Linked DNA regions of Homo sapiens: region 2 is linked to region 1. A link is a loop called in an ENCODE intact Hi-C map of the cell type or tissue named here. Cell type or tissue: endothelial cell of umbilical vein. All regions are shown on one strand. Links, peaks and the distances in the headings refer to the core of each region. The heading gives the core; the rest is flanking DNA.

Region 1 (4,399 bases), core at 216-4,215:
GAACATGTATACATACATATCAGTATTTGTACAGACTAGTGAGTACATATATACAATAAGTATTAAATAAAAGACTACAAGTAAATACACCCAAAGGTCAACAATGGCTGTCAATATGGTTCATGTGAAGAGATGCACAAGAATAAATAACAAATTTAAACATTAATTGCCTTCCACAATGTGGCTTTATACATTCATGTTTCACTTCCCTGTCACTAGCCTGGTTTCCTTATTTGTTCCCTCAAATTGTACCTGAGAGTAAATGATGGCTTTCCTATTTAGAATATCTTCCTACTCATAATTGTTCAAATCTGAGTTTCTGTTGCTGTGTTTTAAGTGCCACTCATTCTGGCACTGTTTAATGTCGATAACTTCAGAAATTATTATTAATCTCATATAGTTTATTACCCCCAATGTTAAGACTTTTTTTTTTTTTTTTTTTTTTTTGAGAGGGAGTCTTCCTCTGTTGCCCAGGTTGGAGTGCAGTGGTGCCATCCTGGCTCACTGCAACTTCAGCCTCCCGGGTTCAAGCAATTCTCCTGCTTCAGCCTCCTGAGTAGCTGGGATTACAGGTGCCTGCCACAATGCCTGGCTAATTTTTGTATTTATAGTAAAGACGAGGTTTCACCATGTGGGCCAGGCTGGTCTCAAACTCCTGACCTCAAGTGATCCGCCCACCTTGGCCTCTCAAAGTGCTGGGATTACAGGCGTGAGCCACCGCGCCTGGCGATGACATTCTTATAATTCTTTATCTCAGAACACCAAGAACAGCATGAATTATACACTAGACTTGAGTGACTGAATGAATGAATGAGTAAATGTTGGGAAAAGACACTGGGTTGGGGCAGGGTCAAGTCTGCACGCTCGAAAATTTCACAGGCAAGCGAGGAACGTTTTCTGTCCAGTCATCCATCCATCCTCATTGCCACCTCCACCACCCATGGAGAATGCAGGGACATTTTGTAAATGAGAAAAGACAATCATCCTCACTTGGGATCAGACTATGAGGGAAACAGTGTACATTCCTTCCTCCTTTGTGTTCCTCTTCTGGGGAAGGGTAGAGTGCTGAGACGGCTGAGCTGAGGAGGAAGGCAGACTGAAAACCTGGGTATGGCTTTAAATTCCCAAATTCATTAAATTTCCCATATACTAACTGGGTATGACGCACACATCTCCTAGCAAGAGGTCCAAAAGAAGCCTATGAATGCTCTTGTTTCCTTTCAACGACCAGAAAGGAGAGCTATGAACACTGGCACCTTGAAATTTATTTCCAACCCTCTAGAAACTTCAAAAGATACAACTCACTTATTTATTGAGATTATTATTACTACTAACAATAATAGGAAAGCACCAGCACACTTAAATAGTATCTATTCTCAAGGTATTTTTCTTATTTTGTTCAGTTTAAGTAGAAAATCATTCCATTGTCCTCCCCTACTTGCTAAACAGGAATACTGGATTTACTATCAGAAAAGTACCTGGAGTCTTAGAGAAGTATCCCAGAACTGGAGCTCCCAGGTCCTGATCAAAGTCTCAACTGTGCCATCAAGCACTTGTAGAACTTTAAAGAGGACCAAACTTATAGATCTCCAAGATCTCAGTTTCCTTACCTGTAAAATGGGGGCATGAGCCTTTGCCACCCCAGTCCTTCCTTGCTGATCAAAGGTAGGTTCCTGGGCAAAGTAATAAGCAATTAGTTAACCCTCTTTCTCTAGGGAAAAAACGTTTCATGCGTGCCCCAAGAGCAGGACAGGTTTGGGCTCCCCCAACGCGTCACGGGCTGCCCAAGTGTAAGCACCAGAGAACCAGACACACGAACGGTTCTCTAGGAGCGGGATCTCCCGGTCTCCGCCACAGACCCGGGGGTCCCCTGCTCCTGCACTGAAGACGCGCGCGGCCTCCGTTGCTTATCCAGATCCCCGGCCAGAACTCTGCCCCGGCACCGAACACCGGGCACCCATACCCCGGGGCCCAAGCTGCTTCTGCCCTCCTCTACTTGCCTTTATTAAGTCTTAACGTGGGAGAGAAGCCGTGATGTACCCATCTACACGGGTGTCTCTGGGGTTTCTAAACCGGAGTAGCTTCTCAGTCCCTGACCCTCGATTTTCTGCCCCTCTTCCTTCAAGCACAGCTCGTCTTGCCCTGTCCGCTTCTGGCTCAGTCCTCCTGAGAGTTCATGTCACTTAACGGAGCCTGTGAGAGTGGACCGGGATGGCCAAAACACTCAGTCCACACAAACAATGGCCGCAGCCCGGCTGGACCGAAACGGAAGTCCCAGGTCTTGGAGTAGACACTCGCAGTGTTTCCATGGATACGGGAGGGGCGGGGCGGGAAGAGAGAGCGCGGGAAAACGTGACTCCTGATTGGCCAGAAGTATCCCGCGCCTCCCGACCTTTGGCCGCTGGCATTCCTGCGCGGGCGGGAGCTGCGGGCGCTCGGGGGATAAGGCGAGGACGCACCAGCATTAATGGAATAGGAGAACTCCCGAAGCTTTTAGGGCCCTGGGAAAGGGGGCGTGGCTGGAAACGGAGCTACTGGCTTCGGAGAATTCTGTGACCCTCACCACCGCGACGACCCCGAGGAAACGCTGTCAGGTCGCCTTTGGTTGGCAAGGCGTGGTTGTCCTCGCTGTCCCGCGCCTTGGCGGAATGGGCACCTCACTAGCCCTGGCACTAGCTAGCATCGCTCTAAACTCAAGGTTAGAGGTTTTCAAATTCCGTCCTATTGTTGCCAGACACCCTCTTCGTTCCTGGTCCAGTGAGGCTTTCCTCCCTCCCGCCTTCTTGCCAAATCCCAGGCTCCTCTGGAGACTCCAGGCAGAGAAGGGAAACGCACAGTGGAGCTGAAATGAAGCCATGAGAAGGAGCCCCTCCTCAGTGTCCTGGGACCACAGAGAGTTGCAAGAGCCTGTTCTATTATTTAGCTGAGTGTGTTATATTAGGAAAATACTTTCGCATCTTTGGGCCCTGTCCTTCAAACTTGGGCTGGATCAGTAATATTCAAACATTTTATTAGGCAAGGAACTTTTGGTAGGATAGTCATTACAAGCAAGGGACTCCTTGGATTCAAATCTGACAACACCACTTACGAGATCTTGGCTGGATTACCTAACCTTTAAGCATCAGCTTAATAGGCGTAATATTGATAGCCAATAATAATAGTAACTATGTAACAGACTTGTTAGATTGAAATGAGTTAGTGTAGTTAAAATGCTTAAACCAGCCCCTTGCACATAGGAAGTAGTCTTGTGAACTATATATTTACAGTTTGGTGTTTAGCAGGGGTGGGTGGCCCAGCGCCTATCTGCTTGAGTTCACCACACAATAAGCTCTTGCATTTTTTATGACTCTGGAGACCACATTTTGAAAATTACTGGGCGTGGGCCTTCCCTGGTTTGAACATTCAGAGAGCATAGCATAGCATTTTAAAAATGTGGGCTTTGTTGTCTGACGGAACTGACATTAAGAGCTGTCAATCATTGTTATCCACTAGGTGGTGGTAAGCAAGTTGTTTAACCGCTCACCCTTAAGTATTTTCACCTGTAAATTGCAATGTATTTATTTATTTATTTTTTATTATACTGTAAGTTTTAGGGTACATGTGCACAACGTCCAGGTCAGGTTTGTTACCTATGTATACATGTGCCATGTTGGTGTGCTGCACCCATTAAATCTGTCTCTGCATTCAGTAATTCAACTATCAATTGCGGCTATTTAAATACATTAAAAAGCAATGTATTTAAATAGCCGCAATTGATAGTTGAATTACTGAATGCAGAGACATTGACCGGTAAGAACGAACACTGGAAGTGGGCTGTTCTGCCACACTGCTTCCAACCTGAGAATATTACCTGAACCTCATTGAACTAACCAAAATTAAAAGAAAAAAAAAAAGCTAAGAGGATCCAGTTTTCAGAGAAACAAAATGTGTATCTGAAGGAATATACCTGCTAAAGGGCAGAGGCCAATATGAATAACAAAGAGCACCAAGTATAGCATACGCAAGACTTTTAGGAATGAATTCTACCCAGTTACAGTTTGGGGTTTAGCAGGGGTGCCCGGCCTAGAGCCTATCTGCCTCCGTCCACCACACAGTGAGCATCTGCATTTTTTATGACTCTGGAAGCTACATTTTGAAAATTATTGGTCATGGACCCTCCCTGGCTTGAATGTGCAGAGACCCAAAGCACCAGCTTTGATGGGGGTCCTGGGAGCAGTCACCAGATGCCTAGAGATGTACCCAGGGTAGGAGTGAAGAAACTGCCTTGCATGGGAAGAGAGGGATAGCCCAAGTTCCTAGTCCAAGATGTTGCAGATTCTTCATAGCAAATAATTGAAGAATCTAAGAATATGACTGTGGCTTGAAGGCATAGAATTTTCCATAATTTTGGTTAATGTCA
Region 2 (4,399 bases), core at 239-4,238, 110 kb before region 1:
AAACACATGAAAAAATGCTCATCATCACTGGCCATCAAAGAAATGCAAATCAAAACCACAATGAGATACCATCTCACACCAGTTAGAATGGCGATCATTAAAAAGTCACGAAACAACAGGTGCTGGAGAGGATGTGGAGAAACAGGAACACTTTTACACTGTTGGTGGGACTGTAAACTAGTTCAACCATTGTGGAAGTCAGTGTGGTGATTCCTCAGGGATCTTGAACTAGAAATACCATTTGACCCAGCAATCTCATTACTGGGTATATACCTAAAGGATTATAAATCATGCTGCTGTAAAGACACATGCACACGTATGTTTATTGCGGCACTATTCACAATAGCAAAGACTTGGAACCAACCCAAATGTCCAACAATGATAGACTGGATTAAGAAAATGTGGCACATATACACCATGGAATACTATGCAGCCATAAAAAAGGATGAGTTCATGTCCTTTGTAGGGACATGGATGAAGCTGGAAACCATCATTCTCAGCAAACTATCACAAGGACAAAAAACCAAACACCGCATGTTCTCACTCATAGGTGGGAATTGAACAATGAGAACACATGGACACAGGAAGGGGAACATCACACACCAGGGACTGTTGTGGGGTGGGGCAGGGGGAGGGATAGCATTAGGAGATATACCTAATGCTAAATGACCAGTTAATGGGTGCAGCACACCAACATGGCACATGTATACATATGTAACAAACCTGCACATTGTGCACATGTACCCTAAAACTTAAAGTATAATAATAATAAAATTTAAAAAACCACACATTTAAAGCCTTCATTGTCATGTTTATATTAGGACGGTGCTAAGCAAATTATACTCCACTATGTAAGGTGGTCACACAGCACTCAAACAATCATGAACTGAAATGAAAGCACAGGCCTGAAATCAAGTTGGATTAGTCAATTAGAAAGTCAGCATCCAGGTGATCCAATACCTCCTCATTTTCATTTTTATTTAATTACCATATAAAGAAAGACACAAGTTTGAAAACTTATGAACCCCTGAGAATATATCTGTTGATGCCATTTTAAATGACAATGGTGTAAGGTTTGGAAGAAGCCTAAGTATGATTTAGAAACTTTAGTCTGTGGTTTCAAACATAATGCAAAGTGCCCCCCCAGGGTGTCTCAGAGGATGAAAAAAGGTAATAAAGTTGAGGGTTTTAAAAGCTCCAGGGAATGCCCTCTTGACGTAATTCTCAGGACCTCACTTTTAATTATTTTCTCAAAGAAAAATACGTTGTTCAGAAGTGTAACCTAGGTAAATTAGAATTTGTACCTTGAGCAAAGTAAAAAGGCTTGGAATGAAGTCAGACTCCTAGGATGACGCTAGTACAGGCCTTGGGAGGAATTGCTCAGGAGCCAACCTACAAACAGGTGAATGTCCTTGAAGTGTGGATCTGCAGACACAGAAGTTGCTCCCTTCCGTACTAGATCCTTGGTTCCTTCACCAGTGACCTCACAGTGCTGTTCCTGTTTTGTCTCTGCCCTCAGGTGAGAGAGAAGAAGCCACTGATAGGCCTCAAACTGTAGGATTCTCCAATACTGATTGGGGGTTGGAAGCGGGCAAGGTATTGGGAAGGTGAACTTTGTCATTTTATCGCTTACACATCAATTTTTCCCTTGCTAGATTCCCAGAGACAATTCAATTCCTACTCTTCTCCTCCAGAATCCCAGCCTGAAAACCCTCCTCCAGATCTTCTCCTTCATGGATAAGACTGTTTTCAGAGAGATCACAGAGGCTGTACCCTCCTACATTACTTTCCTCTTACTGTTGAAAAGTACCTCTGCCTGATTCTCCCCTGCCCTCGGCTGTCAGCCCTTCCGTCTTCATTGTCTCCCTCAGTTTGCATTTGTTCCACCATCTTCCCTAGTGTATGGCCCACTAAATAGGCAAAGAGCTGGAAGGACACTAGGAATCGTGCTTTCAGAAGCTTCATCAAGAGCTTGGTCATGCTCTGGGTCTAAGAGATATGAAAGAACCAAGATTGCATGAATACACTGTTGTAAGAATGCTGGCACTGCTGGCTCCAATCCCCTGGTGATCTAAGGCACATAGAGGAGAGTAGGTCCAATTACAATCAGTGCTGCCCTCCCAGAATGAGTAAGGATACCCACTACAGGTGCCATCACACATATACGCAATAAGCAAATATGCTTCCCATACAAGTCAGACAGAATAAGTTCCCACGTGACTCAGCCTTGGTCAGTATCCAGTTGGCTCAGTACCTCCTCTGATACTGTTTATTATGTGGAAGATTTGGTAGCCATGGGGATGCATAAAAAGAATATAAAATAATTGTGTGAGCGTATCTTGAATATCTGCATGTTCTATGAGATATTAAGTTTGTAAAGCTGAGAGGAAGTCCATGTGGCTTGGGATGTGTGTGTGTGACAAGGAAGAATTCCCTTGTGTGCAGCTCTGTGCCTGTGTGAGACTCTTAAGAGAAGATATCTGGCAAGGACATATTAATTAAAATGTTGTTAGGGCCTCAGAGAGATAACAGATTCATTTCTTGTCCTTTCAGTTTGGGGAAACAACCTGTCTTCCATCTCTCTTTCTGTACTCCTTTTCCTCTTTCTGCCTTCTCTCTACACCTCTGAATTCCTGACTTCTGTGTTCAGCTTCCCCTCCCTGATTTCTTCTAAAGTCTATTCTCTTTATTCTATTTTTACCAGTTATTTTTTCTTCTTCATTTTCTCTCTGCATTAGATAAAGAGATACCTTTGTTGAATTAATTAGGAAAGTTTACAAAGTTACATGAAATCTTCAGAGTGTGAAAGTATAATTATCCCTGGTCTTCCTTGGAATATGAGACTAAATTTCATCTTAGTCCTTTTGATTTATTTGACTCCTTTCCTGTTTTGAGATTAAGCCACATTCTTCCTAATCCACATATACACTCACATCCTGTCTTTGAGATATAGATAACCATTCCCTATATACTCTACCTGAATTCTAAGTTGTTATTGTGTGTTAAGAATTATTAGTGTGGTAAAGGTATTTTTTTAACAGTCATCTCTCACACACACGCTCTCATTCTCTTTCTCTACACACACACACACACACGCACGCACCATATATATAAATCATACCCATACACGCAATTTTGTAACCTACTTTTTAAATTCAACAGTATGTCAAACATCTTTCCATGGGAAATACATATCTACTTAAATTTTTAATGATAAAATTTATCATATTATCATCATAATAATAACCATCAACATTGCAGTCATTTCTTTACTGCAGTTTCTAGGCATAATGCAAATTTTCCACTAAGTTCTTAATTTAGTCTTTACATCTATATTATGAAGTTGTGGTTTTATGTTCATTTTACAAATTAGGAAACAGACAAAAAGGAGTTAAATTGTCTAAAGTTACAGAGCTAGGAAATAGGGAACAAAGATTCAACCAGGTATGTGTGACTAAGACGTCTGCACTCTTACCCACTTCTCTATACTGCATAGGTTCTATTATATAGGAAAACTATAATTTATTTAACGCAACACCTATTATTTGACTGTGGGTTGATTTAGTCTGGAAATAATTCTGGGTGTGAGTATCCTCTGAAACAAAGCTTTGTGCATACCTATAATTATTTCCAAAATATAAAGTCCTAAAACTTGAGCTGTTCAGGAAAAAAGAAAAGTTCATTTTATAATTTTTAAATATCTTCAAGTTGACTTGCAGAGAGATTTTATAAATGTACATGCCTACATTTTTCGTATCTGTTTGTTCTACTCTCAAAAATATAGTGGGTGATTTCAATCTATTTCATCTTTTCTAAAATGATGAGAAAGAAACAGTAACTACTTGTTTTATTTTACATTTCTCTGATTCTGAGTGAGGATGAACATTCTTTACATAGTTAGCTTTTTGGGTATTTGAATTTCTTTTATGAATTGCTCATTAACATTTCTTTTTCCATCCTTTCCATTGAGAAGTTCTTCCTATTCTTGATTTTTAAAGGCTCTTTGATGTGGTAGTTTTTCTATTTGTTACTTACATTTTACATATATGTGTTCTTTAACCATTCATTTAAAATAGTTGTATAATAAAATATACCAATCTTAAGTTAATGGTTATGGTTTTCATCATGTCCTTAGAAGGTCCTTTCCCACTCAAAGATTACAGAAAATAATTTAATCTTTACATCCATATTATGAAGTTGTGGTTTTACTTTCATTTTACAAATGGTTTTCATGGTGTCCTTAGAAGGTCCTTTCTCACTCAAAGATTACAGCAAATATTCACCTATTATTTCTCCTAGCAATATTAGGGGGTGTTTTTATTTTTTTTGTTTTATATTGAGATATTTAATCCATCTAGATTTTGGAGAAGAACTGATGTGAAAATACTTTCTTTCTCAA

Evidence for each region. A loop is a pair of places that touch in the nucleus more often than their neighbours do. Peaks named below come from ENCODE experiments on the same cell type or tissue, not always from the same donor. Only the 100,000 strongest peaks of a DNase experiment are listed, where the experiment ranks them.
Region 2: it touches region 1 in a loop (2.2-fold over the local background); 7 of 110 quality-filtered maps call a loop at or near these places.

The regions. Positions count from the first base shown.
Region 1 is chr11:7,018,073-7,022,471 of GRCh38, forward strand. ZNF214 (zinc finger protein 214) reads right to left here and starts at 2,274. Exons shown (of 3, transcript NM_013249.4): 1 at 2,001-2,274. NLRP14 (NLR family pyrin domain containing 14) reads left to right here and starts at 2,407. Exons shown (of 12, transcript NM_176822.4): 1 at 2,407-2,698. In endothelial cell of umbilical vein, for the core only: no CTCF peak of the experiment used is centred there; a DNase peak (open chromatin) is centred at 2,329; H3K4me3 peaks cover 1,458 bases; H3K27ac peaks cover 416 bases.
Region 2 is chr11:6,909,948-6,914,346 of GRCh38, forward strand. All of the region lies in intron 3 of LOC107984019 (a long non-coding RNA gene), which reads right to left. Among named protein-coding and RNA genes, the nearest start is that of OR2D3, 8.9 kb to the right of the region's middle. In endothelial cell of umbilical vein, for the core only: no CTCF peak of the experiment used is centred there; a DNase peak (open chromatin) is centred at 2,234.